2 separate regions of the Mus musculus genome follow, and region 1 is linked to region 2. Evidence: chromatin loops called from intact Hi-C (ENCODE). Cell type or tissue: left cerebral cortex. All regions are shown on one strand. Links, peaks and the distances in the headings refer to the core of each region. The heading gives the core; the rest is flanking DNA.

The links. Hi-C counts contacts between places; a loop is a spot of excess contacts. Peaks named below come from ENCODE experiments on the same cell type or tissue, not always from the same donor. Only the 100,000 strongest peaks of a DNase experiment are listed, where the experiment ranks them.
Region 1: it touches region 2 in a loop (2.5-fold over the local background); 21 of 42 quality-filtered maps call a loop at or near these places.

Annotation. Positions count from the first base shown.
Region 1 is chr2:103,702,875-103,710,874 of GRCm38, forward strand. It overlaps Abtb2 (ankyrin repeat and BTB (POZ) domain containing 2), which reads left to right. Exons shown (of 17, transcript NM_178890.3): 6 at 2,179-2,268; 7 at 2,757-2,858; 8 at 4,703-4,799; 9 at 5,206-5,341; 10 at 6,406-6,632; 11 at 7,802-7,980. Among named protein-coding and RNA genes, the nearest start is that of Nat10, 54 kb to the right of the region's middle. In left cerebral cortex, for the core only: no CTCF peak of the experiment used is centred there; a DNase peak (open chromatin) is centred at 3,540.
Region 2 is chr2:103,452,383-103,462,923 of GRCm38, forward strand. Cat (catalase) reads right to left here. Exons shown (of 13, transcript NM_009804.2): 10 at 7,860-7,990; 11 at 4,468-4,575; 12 at 2,696-2,779; 13 at 1,522-2,439. The coding sequence ends at 2,374. Among named protein-coding and RNA genes, the nearest start is that of Cat, 28 kb to the right of the region's middle. In left cerebral cortex, for the core only: a CTCF peak has its summit at 4,429 (motif pointing right); DNase peaks (open chromatin) are centred at 4,442 and 5,461.

The DNA.
Region 1 (8,000 bases), core at 1-8,000, 250 kb after region 2:
GGAGGATCAGGAGTTCAAGGCCAGCTTCAGCTACATAGTGAATTCAGGGCCAGTCTGGACTACAAAGTGAGCTCCTGTCACAATAAAACTGAACGCTAAGCATCTAGTTCATTGGTAGAGTATTTGCCTAACATGTGCAAGGCCCCTGGTTCAGTTTCCAGCACCAAAAGAAAGAGGAGGAGGAGGAAGAGGAAGAGGAAGAAGAAGAAGAGGAGGAGGAGGGCAAACACAGAAAACAAAGAAAGAGCACATTGATGAGAAGTACCAAGAAGCAAAATGAAGGGGAAGAGGGCAGGAAATACTGGGGTGAACCCTGATTTACAGAAGAAACTATGAAGGCGCCTGCACAGTCAGAAGACTGCAGCGCACACCCGCTGTGGAATGTTTGGGTGACTCTGTTTGATCAGTTACTATGTCCCAAATGATACTGTGTGGTTTGGAAGCCTATCCAAAAGCCTGGGGACAGCCAGGCTGCCATGGAGGGTCACGGCCCGTGTCTTACGCCATGACAGTGCAGCCCAGAGACTGGAGCAGCAGATGAAGCGTGAGGCCAGGAGTGCTTTGTGGGGCTGAAACTGAGCCTGAGGGAGGGTGGGGTTGGGTGCAGCAGAACAGGAAAGAGGGTGAGGCAGCTGCCAGCGAGTGTGGCCAGGCCAGGCTGAGGAGCCACAGAGCGAGGAGTGTCTGCACAGTGGAGAACCTCAGGCTGGTGTCGGTCGCATGCAGGCACAGATGCAAGGCCTCTGTGGGAGCCTTCTTCCCAGTGGGTGTTCGCTTCCTCGGGGCCTGCAGTGTTGAAGCCCAGGCACTTACAGTTCACACTGTTGAAGGCTTTAGTCTACCACATCACAGCTGAGGTATCTTGACAAGATACCCTGCCACCAAAGGGACCTTGCTTTCCTTTCCTCAGTGCCTGCGTGTAGAGCAGTTGGTGGGATCTTCCATCAATGGCAGTACATGTTCACTGTGGTTCCTGTTGATATGATTATTACTGCTGTTGTGTTACTGTCAAAACGATGATGGTTAGCCCTGAAATCTGGGCTTCAGCCCTCCATATGTGCCTAAGGGACAGCATAAAAATGTGGCTTCCTTTCTCCTGCTCAGAGCCTGGTGTATGCTCTGAGTGTATACAGATGTGTGGAGAAAAGCTCATTACATACCTGGTGTGTGTGTGTGTGTGTGTGTGTGTGTGTGTGTGTGGAGTGTGGAACAAAGCCAAGTTTCCATCATGCTGCCACTGGCTTCTCCGTAGCTGCTCAGCATTGTTGCTCTATGAACGCTGGTATTTAGAAACAGATGCATAGGTAAACAGGCTGCTCGCCCCATGATTAATCTCAAGCCATTTCCTTATCTCCAGGAACTAGACAAGGATTTATGAGCTGAGAAGATCTTCTCTCCACACAGATAACCTAATAAATAATATCACAGAGCACCAGACAAATGCTTGCCAGGATCCAGCTGTGGCGTGCACTTTACGCCGTTGCCTTTGCCGTCAGACTCCCAGTCAGGGAGACAACCCTGCTAGCTGCCCCTGTAGATACAGTGAGGGAGTAGACACCTCTTACAGTCTGCTCTGTACTGCTCATTAGCACAAGATATGGTCAGGCACATCTCCTCAGAGACACTGCTGAGCACAAGCTTCAACAACTCAGACCGGGGTTCCAGCCTAGGACCTTGGACAGTTAACTCCCCTTCTCTGTCCCATGCGCATACAATGAGGATAACAATAGAAGCCACACACACATAGTAATAGTACAGTGATTAAAGGGAACACTGCGTGTAAGTCACTTCCTATAGTGAATCCAGGCACTGTGTGCAGTGTAATGTGTTACTGTTAATTACCTCTCACTTGGGGTTGTAAGCTTATCATGTATGTACTGAGCACTGTGTATACTAATGCCCTTCTACTACCAACTGAGACACACATTGTTTCTATCTCTAAGATGAAGAAACTGAGGCCGAGAAGAGACATTGGGTCTGGGATCTGGCTGCACTGCTTGCCACGTAGGCCATATATTTCTCACCCCTATGCTGATGACTCTGATTAGCCTTCCAGTTCCTTGGCCCTGGGAGTTTAAGACACAGGACAGCTCCTGAGGAGCAGCTGGGCAGAGACCTGTGGGATGCGGGATGCTCTGTTCCATGCCTGACAATTTAGCATCTACCTTTGATTCACAGGGTATGACGCCGCTTATGTACGCCTGTGCTGCTGGGGACGAAGCCATGGTCCAGATGCTGATTGATGCTGGAGCTAACTTAGATATCCAGGTAAAAGGAAACCCCTGTCCTAGGCCCTAACCCAGGGAGAGGCTACTCCACGATCTCCAGCAGCCAGGCTGGGCGTGGTATTTAAACTCTGTCTAAAACAAGCCAAGAGTAAGAAAGATGGTGGTCAGAGCAAAGACCACTTTCCTCTGAATTTGGACTGAAGTGGGAGATGAGAAGAGAGAGTGGCCATAACTCTATTTTCATAGCTCTTGTCCTCTATTGATAGGCTAATCCCTAGTTGTCCCTGTCTCTGCCTCCTTCAGATGCATAAAGTGCTCCCCTTCTGTCTTCTCTTGCTCAGGAAGACATCACTTGTTGGCTTTGAACCTTGTCCACACAAATGCTCTCAGAAGACATTACCCAGCAAATGTAGATACACTTCTGTTAACTTCGCCACCCTTGCAATGTATCCCTTTAGCTAAAGTACCTGTGTCATCTGCTCTGGAAAGTCACCTTCCAGGAAATAGTGAGGATTTGTTGTATTTTAGGTTCCAAGCCACTCTCCCAGGCATCCGTCCGTCCACCCCGACAGCAGGCATTGGACCTCCCTGACATTTGCGGTGCTACATGGACACATCTCTGTGGTGCAGGTGAGCTTCCGAGGGTGCACCATGTGCCGCAGCTTCCAAAGTGGGCTTTCAAAGTGGATCCAGCCCCAGCCAGACACTGCTCCAGGCCAGGGTCCACCTGACTGGCAAAGCTCACCTGACTCACCTCAGGAGTGAAGTTAGTGTAGAGTTGGAAGAGGAGAGCCAGGCCTAGCCAGGGCGCTCTCCGGGTGAGTTCTGGAAGACTGGACTTCAGTCTGCTCCATTTCACATTTGCAACCCTCATCTAGCCAGGTGCTCTTCCCTCAGACCTGGCTCTGTGTCACAGTGTCCCTCCACTCCTGTCCCTCCCTGTCTCACAGTTCCTGAGGAAGGGCAGATGGCACAGCTCACATGTAAAGCTAAGCCTCGTTGTTGCCCACCTTGGGTTGGGCTGCTATGGCTGGCATCACAGTGAGGAGATGATGCTTCTAGAAGCAGAAGCTGTGGGCAGAAGAGGCACCAGTGACATGGCACTCAGTTGACGAGTCCTGCAGGACTCCACCGACCTGCACCCTGGAGTGGGCCTCACTCCCTCCCCCTCTTCTAGGACGCAAGGCCTCTGTGGGTAGTAAAATCGGGCCTGCCTGTGGTAGTCAGCGCCGCCTGGCGTGCAGCCAACCCTCTGTAGGTGGTTGTTGCCCAGTTGGCCACTGCACATAGTCTGCTTTGTAGTCACTGCCTTCCCAGGCCTGAGCAGAGTTACTGCCTCCGTCCAGGCTGGGCCTGTGGGCTGTGCCCTGCGCTGGCCTGGTGCCCAGTTTCATCCAACAGGCAAGTCTCCACCCCCACTGCCTCGTCCCAGCAGGGAGCACATCTGGTTTCTGACTGACAAGTCGCCAGCAGATACAGGCTTTCTCCGTGCCCCACCCCCTGCAGGGAAGCTTGGAACTCACCTGGGATTTTTTGTATCTGGTTGCCAGGGAGGGGTGGTCAGAGATTTGAGGTGTGTCTTCAGAAGCCTGGAAGTGTGCAAAGCAAGCCCCCTCAACAGCAGAATGCAGGCAGCACACTTGCCTCCTCTGACTCCTGGCAAAGCTGTCCTTGATGGAATGAGGCCTCTTGCACTCCTGGCTAGCCTGCGACAATCTGCTTCTCCCCACCCCTTGCCACCCCGGGTAGCCGCTGAGCCTCTCCAGTGAGGAGTCCCTCAGTGTGTTGGGCACCATATTGTTTAATCTCAGTAATGCTTCAAGGCAGGCCTCTCCCCCCACCTTGTAGCTAGGGAAGCCTAAAGTTCAAGCCATTCCAGTCAGTGGCCAGCACCGTAGCCCGTTCGTCTACACCTGCTGCTGCTCAGGGCCTTGTTTCCCTCTAGGGCAGTGGTTCTCAACCTTCCTAATGCTGGGACCCTTTAACACAGTTCCTCACGTTGTGGTGACCCCCAGCCATAAAGTTATTTTCATTGCTCCTTCATAACTGTAATTTTGCTGCTGTTACGGATCACAGTGTAAATATCTGTTGTGCAGGACATCTGGTAGACCCAAAGGTAGAGAAGTGCTGCTCTAGGTGACAGTTGATTGTAGGTGACACTCCCTGTTCTGCTTATCTGTGTGAGTTCTCCAGAAGGTCTCTGAAGCTGATTGGTGGGAAAGTATTGAGAAGAGAAAAATAGTTCCAAAGTGGCCACAGTTAGAGCATAGTGCATGGTGGGATGAAGGGGGAGATTGCAGAAGTGCAGATCCTGAGGGTACTAGGTGTCCTCAGACTCCAGTGCCTCAGCTGCCAGTGGGAGCTATTTCATGGTCACATGTTTGGAGAGACTTGTAAGTCCTACCCCCTAGAGTACTCCACCCCTCTCCAGGCACCCTGTTATGCTGAGTATGTCTTCTTCCTGTGCCTGACAGCTGCTACTTGATGCCGGTGCCCATGTGGAGGGCTCAGCTGTGAACAGTGGGGAGGACAGCTACGCCGAGACACCCCTGCAGCTGGCCTCTGCAGCCGGTAGGTACACTGCTTCCCTGTCTCTCATGTTCTCACATCATGATCACATTTTAGCCTTGTCACCCAGGCTGGTCACTGAGCTATGTGCTAACTCTAGAAACCCTTAAGGTTCCTTCTAGGCTACTAGGAGGGGGTTCCTTCCCTCTTTCTCCCAGCGCTTTTGCTGAGCAAAGGGTCCAGAGAGGGCCCTGTACGGTAATGAGCCTTCCCCTCCTGAGGACCTAGACAGGGTAGGACACAGCCACCTTCTCTGACCTCCCATTTATACCCACGTTATCATTGCCTGATTGTGATTGTAGGTCTCCCCCACTTATTCCAAGAATCCAATCTTGGAGACCCCATCTGCCCCACCTTGGTTTCCCTCCTCAGATCTCATGAACCCTGGTACTTCCACCTTGTCTTTCAGGGAACTATGAGCTGGTCAGCTTGCTGCTGAGCCGGGGTGCTGACCCCCTCCTCAGCATGCTGGAAGCCAACGGCATGGCATCTTCCCTCCACGAGGAGATGAACTGCTTCAGCCACTCCGCTGCCCACGGCCACAGGTACAAACCCTGAGGTGCCAGCCCTGGGTGACCAGGCACACTGAAATGCACTCTCATGAGCCTGGGCTTCTGAGGCAGGAGAAGAGCCAGGCCTGGTAATGGTTCCTGAAGCCAGAGCTAGGGTGCAAGTTCTCCAGGATGATGTAGGTTCTTGGTCAGCATGGAGGCCCAAGACTTTGGAGACCTGGAGACACTGGATGAGCTCTGACTTCTGACACGCTGGCACTGACTGGGACCTAAACCTCAAGCCCACCCCTTTTTAGCAAAACTGTTATTCATGTAGCTGCCAAGACTCCAGTCCTCTGTGAAGTTGGTGGTGATTTTCCAGTGCCTGTGGTGCTCCCAGAGTATCCCCAGGGCTTCACTCAGCACACGGGCCAGCTATGAAGAGGTTGCTAGTAGCTCCAGGAGCAGATGGCAGGCCTGCCTGGCCCTGTGACTGGCAACAGCAGGCTGAAACCAGAGTCGTTAGGCTGTGCTAGAGGTGGAACGTGGAGGGGAACAAGAGAAGCAGTTACTAGAGAGCAGGAAAGGAGACAGAAAAGAAAGACTGGTGGGGCAAGACTCCAGCGCACAGTTCAGGGCTGTCTCCTCAACACTACTAGACTTGTGCTCCTGCTGTGACCTCCCTGACAGTGCCTGTCCCATGCCTTTTTCCAGACCCCCAAAACCCTTCCCATCAATGCATAGGAGGAAAGCAGAAAGGGCTGGTGGGCTTGTCCACTGTGGAGTAGGTTGCTGGTACCTTTGCATCAGACTGGCACCATGCCCAAGAGAGGGTGATCCTGGCACCCTGTGTTAAGGTGGCAAAGCAGCTATAACTCAGAGAAGTAGAAGAGCCTGAGATCACACAGCCAAGTGCAGAGCTATGACTCCTCAGTCATACTAACACAGAAGAAAGATAGGGTCCTTGGCTCCTCCACACGTCTGCGATGGGGGATGCTGAGAGCCCTCTGCTGCCCTGAGGTAGTCCATCATGGCATGGGCTCTATAATATAGCTCAGTTGGGCACTGTCCACCCATCTTGGGGATTCCAGGGCTCATTTTGCTATCTTGGCTTACAGAAATGTCCTGAGAAAGCTCCTGACTCAGCCACAGCAGGCTAAAGCAGATGTGCTGTCTCTAGAAGAGATCCTGGCTGAGGGTGTGGAGGAAAGCGACACATCGAGCCAGGGCAGCAGTGAGGGGCCTGTGAGGCTAAGCCGAACCCGAACGAAGGCCCTGCAGGAAGCCATGTACTACAGCGCTGAGCACGGTTACCTGGACATCACCATGGAGCTGAGGGCACTGGGTGAGGCTGCTCAGGTGTAAACAGTTGCACAGAAACATATGCACGGACATGTGGGAACAGTCACTGCACAGAAACACACAGTGCATGGGCACATGGGAACAGTCATTGCTCTCAGGGTCCCAGCCTTCTGCTTGCAGGCCAACTCTCCCTTCTGATGGCACACCAGGAGTGTGTATAGGACCCTGAAGATTACAAAGATGTCAGTGTGCCTGGTTGCTCAGCTGGCTTTCTACTCCTGGGGTCTGTGAATCAGTGGATTTCTGCATCATCCAGGGAAACTAGTCAGCCTGGCAGACTTGAACCAGATCCTATGTTATCTGTATAGTGTTACATGATCTAAGCCTCACTCCCCACCTTTTTGTGGGTTTGGTTCTGATTATCTTCGTTCGACTAGGAACAGGATGCTGTCCGCTAGAGCACAAGGCATGGTGGTGTAATTGTGGGGCCAAATGCCAAACCCAATAATGGCAGCAGTTCTCACCCTTCCTAATGCTGTGCCCTTTAATTCAGTCCCTCGTGCTGTGTGACTCCCAACATAACATTATTCTTGTTAATGCCTCACAACTAATTTTTACTGCTATTATGAATCATGATGTGAATACCTGTGTTTTCTGATGGTCTTAGGTGACTTTTGTGAAAGGGTCATTTGTCCTCAAAGGGGTCACAACCCACAGATTGAGAGCCACTGCCCTAAGGCCTGGCCATCAAAGCCCAGGCAGCCCCAGGAACACCATTGGGATATAACTGGATTTTGACATAAATTTCACATCCTAGTCTTGTTGCCCCATGGCCCCAGACTCAGGCCAGGGGACTCCAGTAAACCCCTACATGTCCTGCTGTGCACAGATACACCAGGGAGCTGGATGCTTCATCTCTTCCATGATGGAGCCACTTCAGACTTCTGTTCTTGAGTGCCCTGCGTACTTTCTGGGTACATCTGGTCATCCCTCCCGAATGGGTTTTCTCAGCAAATAGTTGTAGGGCCAACAAGCACTAGGCCCTTAGCTTGGCTGAAGGCCTTCCTCCATGTCATCTGATGAACAGGCAGAGCATCCTATGCCCTGTCAGCTGAGCGACACTCGGCACTCAGTGGGGCATCAAGCAGAGCCCACCCTGAAAAGGCTGTACTTTCCTGGGAGGAAGTGACAGCTTCCCTTCTTTCTGGCCAGGTGTTCCCTGGAAGCTGCACATCTGGATAGAGTCGCTGCGGACCTCCTTCTCACAGTCACGGTACTCAGTGGTGCAGAGCCTCCTGAAGGATTTCAGCTCCATCAAGGAAGAGGAGTACAACGAGGAGCTGGTGACAGAAGGCTTGCAGCTCATGTTTGATATCCTCAAGACCAGCAAAGTGAGTGGGGCCCCGCAGCC
Region 2 (10,541 bases), core at 1,326-9,325:
CAGAAAGAGGACCAACTCCCAAACACTGTCCTCTGATCTTGACATGTGCACCACACACACATGCATGTATGCACGCTTGTACGTGTGTGCACACAGGTACATCCATACTCAAAAATTAATAAAAAAAAAAAAGCAAAAGAAAATAAAAACTGTATCAGAAGAGAAAGTGGGGTGTGAGTTGGGGACAAACTGTGAGAAGGCCCCGGGGGTGGAGAGCTGGGGCGAGGGTGGGGGAGGGTGTCCTCCAGTGCAGTGTAGAATGGGGGTGCTGCTCAGCTCTAACTCACATCCCCTCCACGCAGCAAATGCTCCTCATTCCATGGCCTCAGCCTCAGCCAGAGAACTACCAGTGGGCATGATGTGAAGGCTTGAAAAGCACTCCCACGACCCAGATGGCTTTCTTGACTCTACCACCCCACTCTGGGTCTCAGCAGAGTAGAGATGTGTGACATTGCTGTACCAGCCAAACTGTCCCCAGCTGACACCAGCCTGGATCGGGCTGACTGAACCCAGGGCTGGCACACCACCACTGTTGTTTGAAACCCCTGGACCATACAGTGGCCATGACCATGTGCCTAGGCACTGATGTATACTGTCTCACCCCCACATCCTCCTTAGGATTCAACTGTGCAGCAATTAGGGTGTAACCTCAATACTCCAGAACGAGACAGGAAACAAAACCTGATGAGGGAAGCGAACCTTCTATCTTTGAAAGTCACCAGACGTTTCCACGGAAAAACTGAAGATACTTCATAGCGTTAGCCTGGCAGTTCTCACCCTGTGGGTCATAACCGTTAGAAAACACGTATTTCTGATTGTCTTAGGAACTCCCAACCATAAATGTATTTCTGTTGTTACTTTATAACTGTAATTTTGCTACTGAGAGGTGTCTCTGTTCCTAAGACCATCAAAAATACATACTACCCGACGGTTGTGACCCACAGGTTGGGAACGCTGGGACACATGGCTCTTAACTACCAGCTTATGTGAGAAAATAAACTATAGTAGGGCAGAACCGTAGCTCCTAACTCCCCGACGCCGTATTATAACCCATATGCAAATAACCTCCATCTCTACTGGCTCACGGCATTCATTTTTTTTAAGAGTTTATCTTACAGACTTAATATACAGAGAACTATAAGCACCTTCTCCAAGAGGAGTTGGGTGTAAACGGGTAGACCCACTTTCTGTGTCTACAGACAGACCAGTTTCAGGTCTGCTCAGATACAGGGGTAAGTGGTGGTAAAGAGACAGTTCGTATCTATCAGCCAGGGACCTCAGAGTCCTCTGAAGGTACAGGCAGCTGTGAGCTCACAACGCAGGCACTGGGTACCAAAGTCAGGTCCTCTGTAAGAACAGCACAGGTAGTTAACGTCTGAAGCACTCGCTCCAGTCCCAAGGGGGTTTAATTCTCCTGAAAAGCAAGCTAAGGAGCAAAGGATATAAGAACCTCCAAAGTCAGGACGTTGACTGCTGTCTCAGTGCGCCAGCAGGCCATCCAAAGACAGACACCATGGAGGCTCTGGCCGCTGGCGCTTTTATTGTTACTGCAGAGAGAGCTGGTAATCTCTACTTCACATTCCACATTATACAGAGCTGAAAGCAACCAAACACGGTCCTTCCATGTAGATCATTTTATTGTAAAAATGTAAGCAAGTACAAATCATCCTATGTGAAATCACTGCGTATTAACATCAACATAATCCAAGTGGGAAAAAACAAGAATCTGATTAGCTGCACAGCACAGCACAGCACAGCACCGCACAGCACAGGAATAAACATTAAGTTTCAACAGTGCTAAAGTTACTTTTGGAAGACATGATGCAAGTATGGTTTTGCTTATAAGGACCTTAGAAAAATAAAAAAAAAAATTCTGAGTGGGCCATCTTTATCATCTCTTCATGTGTGTGTATGAGTGTGTGTGAGTGTGTGTATGTGTGTGTAGTGTGTGTATTGCATGTGTGTGTGTGTGTGGTATGTGTGTTGTATTGTATATATACCAGACCATGAGGTAATAGGAGAATACACTATTCTCGCCAAGATTTTTATCTTGTCTAATCAAGTCATGTTTCTGGCTAGAACACCTTTCTTGTAATCATTTTAAATGTAGTCATTTAAATGAATAATCCAAACAGAAGTCCTATTAGATCCATGTTTCTGTTAAATGATTGCTAAGCCCTAACCTTTCATTTCCCTTCAGGAAACGGCATCAAAAGCATGGTTATCATTCACTCTAGAAGCCCGGATTATCGTTTTAAAGTCATCAGCGTGAGTCTGCGCTCCGGAGTGGGAGAATCCATCCAGCGTTGATTACAGGTGATCCTCAGGCTCGGCTTCACGAGAGGTCTCCTCAGCGGAGGCTGAGCACCGGAGTTACAGGTTAGCTTTTCCCTTCGCAGCCATGTGAGAGCCGGCCTGCGTGTAGGTGTGAATTGCGTTCTGTATCATGGGAAGAGAACACAGGACCAGTGAGTTAGGAACCTGGGATTTCTCTTAAAACAACTCAGAAATCCATCCACTGTGAATGAATTCAGTGTTGCGTAGGGGCTAAAATGAAGCGTTATATGTTGTGCCAGTAAGTCAAAGAAAATGCCTAGTAACTGCTGAACTGAGGCGATAATGGCACTGGAAACCAAGCTGTGTCTGACCCAGCCCAGCCCAGGCTCCTCTCCCAGCCACACCACTCAGGGCTCACCTTAGGCTTCTCAGCGTTGTACTTGTCCAGAAGAGCCTGGATGCGGGCCCCATAGTCAGGGTGGACGTCAGTGAAATTCTTGACCTGGAGTCAAAAGGAACTTACATATTAGCATCTCCTCACCCCTATGTGAACTGTCAGCATCTTGTGCTTACTGGTCAGGGGACGAAGGACATTTCAACAGGTCATATCAGGTTCTGGAGAAAGACCTGGGGGGTCCAGTATAAATTCTCCAGTCTATGGGCTGAGCTGCCTCAGAGAAGCCACCTCACCTATCTGAGTTTCCATGTCCCCCTCTGTAAATGAGCAAGACAATTATACTTATGTGGATCATAGAGACACATCTGGTCTTTATCCTCCATTCCTGGCACATGGATCCTGAAGCCTGTGGAATTTACTGTCGTCCGCGTACCACTGAGATGGTTCGTGGGAGGCTCAGTGAACAGCAGGACAGAGCTGGTACCAGACACAACGAGCATAGGATTTGAAGGTGGGACTTCCAATCCCACCCCGAGCCTACGGATGGTGTCCAGTCACCTCATAACTGATGACCTGGTCAGCCATGCCTATGTAGGGAGAACCCCATGAAAGTCCTTGTATGACAGGGCTCCCGGAGCCTCTTGGTAGGTGTCGGGAGGCTGGTACGGCTGAGAGGCATGAAAACTGGTAGCCCTTCCTCCCCATATCGAGCTCAGGCGTCTCATCCATTTGGTGAGTACTGAGATGCCCTTTATGATGAACAGATAATACTACATAAGGCATTTCCCTGGGTTCTGTGAGCCATGCTAGCAAATAACCAACTTGGCAGAGGCTCCTGTGAACCCTGAGACAGCAGTCGGAACTTTCATGTGCCAGCGATCTTGCGTGAAATCTAAAGTGGAAGGGTTCTTACAGGTTTGACCCCTAAATCTGCGGTTATGAAACAAGTTCCAGGGACTCCTGTCACAACTGGACTGAACTGTAAGACAACCAAACACCACCACAAGGGCAAGAACCTCTTATTGAGGGAGAAAACATATGACAGACCTCATAGGATATTACGGGGAAAATACACCTGAACAACTTGTACCAGCCGCCAATAAACAGCTGACCTCACAGTGGATACCCAACAAGCCAGTAATCTGTGTGAAAGGGCAGACTTGGCACTGCCTCGATTTAAGACCATGCACAAACGGTCCAGAAAGGCTACTCAGTTTATATTGAACGTTGTTCTGGGACAACCCAAAAAACTAGAAGCCAGAGAGAGGGCTCCAGGTAGCTCGATGAGCAGTCAGCTGACACACCGCAGCACCTCGACTCAGCCCGCTTCGGGGAATAGCTCCGTTCTTGCTCTAGGAGAAGCAAGCTTCTACTCTGTCTGAAGAAGAGTCGCAGACTCATGACGGTGAACCTGGATACAGGCTTCAAACCACAAAACCGGAAACAATACCTGTCATCCTCTGAAAGCTTCCGGGAGACAAAGCAGAGCCACGGCTGCTGTCACACACAGAACTGACTACAGCTGAACTGCACAGCACACACAAGAATTCACTCTAAACTCAACTGAATGTCTACACACTGGAAAACCAGATAACAATGAGTGTATGTATCACGCCAGACAAAACGCTGAGACAAGGTAATCGAACTTTGACTGAGAATTGCTGCACTGTCTACAAAGTCATCTTAGCTCAGGTAAACTAGAAACTGCTTTTCCTTGCAGGGTTCTCCCACACGGCTGCACTACCTCCATGAGCCAGCAGGTGTCACCCTCTAGCCATCAAAGCCAGACTCACCGCTTTCTTCTGAATGAAAAGCTGAGCGTCCTTCAGGTGGCCGGCAATGTTCTCACACAGGCGTTTCCTCTCCTCCTCGTTCAACACCTTTGTGTAGAATGTCCGCACCTGTTCAGCAACAAGAGAGCAATAAATAAATAAATAAATAAATAAATAAATAAATAAATAAATAAATAAATCAACCATTTTTCCATGAATAAAACTCCAAGAGTCTACATTAGAAATGCACAATTAAAAATCACATTAATATTATAATGAAAACTGTCATATGTGATGAATTAATTTCTTTTGCATTCATTTGTTGGTAATAGCTTGTAACTGGTTTTCTTCTCTGGGTGTCTGTGCAGGTGTGTGTGTGTGTGTGTGTGTGTGTGTGTGTGTGTGTGTGTCCAATTTTCTCAGGATTGGTTGCTGCCACTTAGCACCCACATGCTTCCAAGGAGCATGCTCCGTCTAGTGGGCAGTACTCTTTCCTGGTCATCGGCACTACGTTGAGACCAGCTGTAGCTTTCTGCAACCCACAAAACCTAGGACTTGAACTTTAACTTCTCGGAGGCATAACACCTTCACTAGAGGACACCCCCACAGGACGCATACTTCCCGAATACCTCCACTTGCTACGGGGACTCGATCTCATTACTGGAACCTAGAGATAACGTGTTTAGCTGAGCTGCAGTACCTTTGCAAAACATTTAATTCAGTCTGTCTATGGAGGTAGGAAGGTAGGCAGGGCTGGAGGGAGGGAGGGCTGGAGGGAGGGAGGAGGCAGGCCATCTATGACTTTTTTCTTTACATTTATTTATTTACTGAATGTGGAGAAGCCTGTGCACACATGTGCCATGTGTAGATGTGAAAGGACAACTTGCGGGTATCACTTCTCTCTTCTATGTGGGTTCCAGAGCTCAAACTCAGTTTGCCAGGCTTGGCTGCAAGCGCCTTTAACCACTGAGCCACCTCGCTGCCCAAAAAGTAATTTCTGGAAGCATTCCTAGTGGTTCACTGCAGCCAGCTTCTCACGGGAGCTCACTGCCAATCTTTCAGGGATTCGTTACCAAGCTACAGAGCTTACCGCACACACACAAAACTTTATTTTTTTTCTGCAGCTTTTCTGAGCTCTTGGTCACTAAGCCCTTGCTTTGTCCTCCAAGGCGTTTCTTTTTTAAAAAAAGAAAAAGATTTATTTCCTTTTATGTATATGGATGTTTTGTCTGCATGTATTAGAAATATACGCCACAAGTTTGCCCGGTGCCCAGGGAGGTCAGACAAGGGTGTCACATCCCATGAAACGGAAGTTTTGGATTGTTGTGAGCCACATATGAGTGCTGGGAATTGAGCCCTGGTCCTCTGCAAGAGCAACAAGTGCTGCTAACCACAGGGCCGTCTCTCCAGCCCCTCTTCGAAGCTTTTAATCTGTCTTTCTGATGTTCTTCATGAGAGGAGAGATCTGATATGAGCAAGTCCTCTGAGCCACAAGGCCAAGGGAATCATTTTTAAGGGAAAAACCATGAAGTTTTCTGGGTACTGGTCACAGGACTTTTATTATTGTTCCACTTCACTTTGAACCCATAATACCAGGATCATGGCTGGTTAAAAATTCGAGTCCTACATAATGATAAGAAAACTTCTCACTAAAATAAGAAAACATAGCATAACACAAAGCTCACATAGCAAACCTTAACGTACAAATGGCAGTCTCGTTTCTAAAGGAGTTGTGTGGGTTTGCTTTGTATCGATCTTGACCTCATACAAGCAAACCCTTGACTGCCAAGGCTATCCTGCAGTACATCGAATTCACCCATATCTCTAAAAATAACCTACTATAAAAGGCTTACCTAAATGTGCTATATATCCCACAATAAAATAGAACTAGCCCCCCCCTTTCAAACAAAAACATCTTCACAGTGAATCCAGCTATGTATTTATAAATATTTCACTTGGAATCTACATTTTTAAACTGAGAAAATAAAAATAGGTTCTAACTGAATTTAAATATCAATTTACAGAAAGCTCCCACAAGGGACTCCAGAGCAACTACCTTCTCATTCTTTGGCTGGGTGTGGTGGAAGTTACACTGAGCGAATCCCAGCCCACACCCGGGCTCCCAGAGCATCCACGGGAAAAGCCCTTGGGGCAGCCATTCATAACTGGAAACAGGGTAAGCACCTGAGCCAGGGCAGCTAGCAGTAGGGTGATCCGAGACCAATGATACAGTCTGGGGTAAGAAGACTATCGGATTCTCTCAACTATGACGGGACTAGAGTGAAGGGTGCTCAAAAAGAGAAAAGCTAAGGAAAAAAAACAGCAGAAAAGAGAGTAGGCCAGGTGTGGGCGTGGCCAAACAGCAGAAGTTGAGAGGCAGAGGAGAAAAAAAGGGGGGTGAGGAGGCAGTGCAGTGGGAACAAGCAGCCAGCAGTGGAAAGCGGAAGTGAACCCCCCCCCCACTCCCTGAGAACAGCAGAGCCGGGTGCCCAGGAGCCCTGAGAGGAACCCACACACTCTCGATGCCAGTTTTGTTGTGAGTTTTCCAGGATTAGGATTCAAACCCAAGGCCCTGTCTGTGTAAGGCTAGCAAAGTACCATTTTCCTGGTCGTCAGTGGCCGTCTCGGATCGCCAGGTCTAGTCCCTGGAAACTGAGTTCCTCTGCCAATAGACTTGCTCATTTCTTAAATTCCCAGGAGATCACTGTCCCCAGCATCGCCCAATCATTTCAATAAAGGCTGGGGGTGGGGGCTGAGAACGAGTCCTGATATGTGAAATGGACAGAGTAGCCAGACAGCTCTTTGGCTCTAGCCAATAGAGACTGATTTGTTAGAGCTAAGTCTTCTTTGGATTCAATTCAAGGTGCATTAGACACTGTGATGGTTTGTGTATGCTCGGCCCAGGGAGTGGCACTATTAGAAGGTGTGGCCTTCTTGGAGTGGGTGTGTCACTGTGGGTGTGGGCTTTAAGACTCATCCTAGCTGCTGGGAAGCCAGTATTCTGCTAGCAGCCTTCAGATGAAGATATAGAATTCTCAGCTCAGCCTGCACCATGCCTGCCTGGACGCTGTCAGCTCCTGCCTTGGTGATAATGGACTGAACCTCTGAACCTGTAAGCCAGCCCCAATTAAATGTTGTCATATGTAAGACTTGCCTTGGTCATGGTGTCTGTTCACAGCAGTAAAACCCTAAGTAAGACAGACACCTTAAGAAGTGGCCAGTAAGTCCGATGTGATGGCATGCGCCTTTAGTCCCAGAACTTGAGAGAGAGAAGCAAGGAGGGCACATAGGAGTCAAGGCCAGCCTGGTCTATATAGGCCAGCAGAGCTATATAATGAGACTAATGGCACTCGTTAATGAGGTCTGACAAGAAAAACAGCCAAGCTCCCAGGAGGAGCCCAGAAAGCCATTACCTGAGTGACATTGTCTTCATTAGCACTGTTGAAGCGTTTCACATCTACAGCGCACTGGACGCTGTGCTCCAGGGCTGAGCGCTGCTGCTCTGGTGCGCTGAAGCTGTTGGGGTAATAGTTGGGGGCACCACCTTTGAAAAGAAGCAGAGACATCCTTAGAGATGTCATCTTAGTCATCCTTAGTGAGTCATCAATCTGGGAAGGAGAGGCCCACAGCAGTAATCAAACACACATACATCAGGCACCGATGTAAACACATCACATGCTGGGAAATGATTCTCTCTCCTCAGGTCTAACTACAGGCTCGGGGACACTGCCCTGCCCACAGGCACGTGTGGGCTGCCTGAGTAAAGAGATCTCAAATGCCAGTCAACACTTCAGAGGTCCTTGTCTATAACACCGCCTGGTGCTTACCTGCACCAGGAAGTTTCTTCAAAGATGTGACGTAGTTGTCTCTGAGATCAGGCCCAGAGACACCGGGGGATCTGATCGTCTCATTTGGATGTAGGCTCCATCTAATCGTTGACTCAACTGTACAGAGCAACCTAGTTCTATCCCCTCATTCCCTGGCCAAATCTGAAGCTCTGAGATGTTCATAGCTGGTGCATTGTTGGTGGGGCAGGGCTAGAAGCCTGCACTTCTGTCTGTTTCAATGAGGAAACTCGACAAAACTCTTCCTCGCATGCCTTTAAGGCTTTGGAACATCTCTCCTTAGCTTATTCTAATGTTCCCCTCAATTCTATTTTTACTTTCCCCACTTGGAAAAGTTAAAAAATAAATCTGTATTTGTAATATGCTAGCTTTCATTTATCTTAATTTTTTTGGACAAAATACTGGCAGATATAATTATACATCCTTCATGATTCTGAGATTAAAAAAATAAAGCTTTTCTTTTTCTCAGCTTGGCATTTTTTTATTAACTTTTATTTACTGTGCATGTGCAGGTTTACTTATACCACAAAACCCGTACGGACGTCAAAGAGCTGCTTGTGAGAGTCAACTCTCTCCCTCCATCCACCATGTGGGTCCCTGAGAGTGAACTCAGATCTTTGAGCTTGCAGCAGGTTCCCTGAGCCCTCTGAGCTACCTCACTGGCCCCTTGTTGTGGTATATTTACTTTCCACATGGCACGCTGCCGCTTTGGCTGGTATCAGCAGAAACTTGACTATGGGAGCTCACACTGCCCGTACAGAACGCTGCCTAGGCTAAGGAGTGGCTCACAGGAAGCAGCCTGTGACTGGAATGCTTCGTGGCTCTCCGACAGGACAGATTTTCCACTATGGATAATTAGGAGATGCCACCTAACACAGTGACCAAGGCACCAAGGGTGCATGCAGGGCAGAAAAAAAAAAGGCCATATACCATTATGGCGATCGGTTACTCATTTCAGAACGTAGCCTTGGGGTAGCTGTGTCGCTACGGCAAGGAAAGACTTCAACAGCTAACCACCACAATATTTCTTCACTAGGAATTCACCCTTTGAGAGGTTTTTAATTCTATTTTCAAATACATCCTGACCTTTACCCAAGAGTGGGAGTTGTCTTGGAGGCTCTGGCAACTGGAAACAATTAAGCTCTTTCATGAGAATTTCCAGAGCACAGCACAAACGTGCTCTAAAATCAAGCAGAGGACTTCAGCGTCAACCCCAGAGCAACTTTCTCACAAGTGTGCCAGCGGGATGTAAACACGAACTAATTAACTATAAACTAAGCTCAAGAGAAACAGGGACATCTGTCGGTGCCAGGCACAGCTGCAATAACAAAAAGGCCACAAAAGAAGGAAAAAAACATCAAAGTCTCGAAGACCGGAAAGGCAAGATTTAGACACAGGAAGTGTCAACTACGACGACTCAGGCCCATGCCTCCAGAGTCTTAAGGGAGCAGAAATACTAGACCTACTCAGTGGAGTTTGGCAGAAAGCATGCGCAGTCAGTAAACGCCAGGGAGGCCTGGGAGTTAAGGACAGGACAGCAGAGCACAAAAAGCATGTGCAAAGCAACTAAATGTGTAAAAATGGCGCCTGAAGGAGCACTGCAAGAAATACTGAAAGATGCGATTGGCCTGGCCTCTGGGTGTTAGAACTATTACATGGGTGTTTGTCCTCTATATCCCAAGTTGCCTTTAGAGTACACATATTCTTTGTTATTGGAGGTGTACCCTCTAGTATACGATATGTTTGATTTTTGTACAGATAGCTACTGTTTCAAATAGACTTCACTGGTCAAACTTCTTCAGAGACCGACTTCTGCAGCTATTAACTTAAGCACAGGCTCCCAGCATGAAATTAAAAAACCAAGATATTCATTAAACTCGAATATTAAAAGAAGACACATCAACCAAGCACTCTGCTTGGCTATCCAGAACTAAGACCTGAGGCTTTCGGTGCATTGGCATCAAGAAGGTAATTAAGATGGGAAAGCCACGCACTTGACAAATGAACCCTCAAAGCACTCAAATGCAGGAGAATGTCATCTCGGTAGCTTACTTAGGTAAAGTCAACTTGGGCAACAGACATGGAAGAAGAGCACAGCCCTTGAAATTCATTCTCTCTCTCTCTCTCTCTCTCTCTCTCTCTCTCTCTCTCTCTCCCCTCCCCGCCCCCTTCCAAATTCCAGTCAGAGTTGGTGCCCCAGTTTCACCAGAACTACAGGCAGAGGCGTGGACTTTGTGCCTCTGCGTTTCC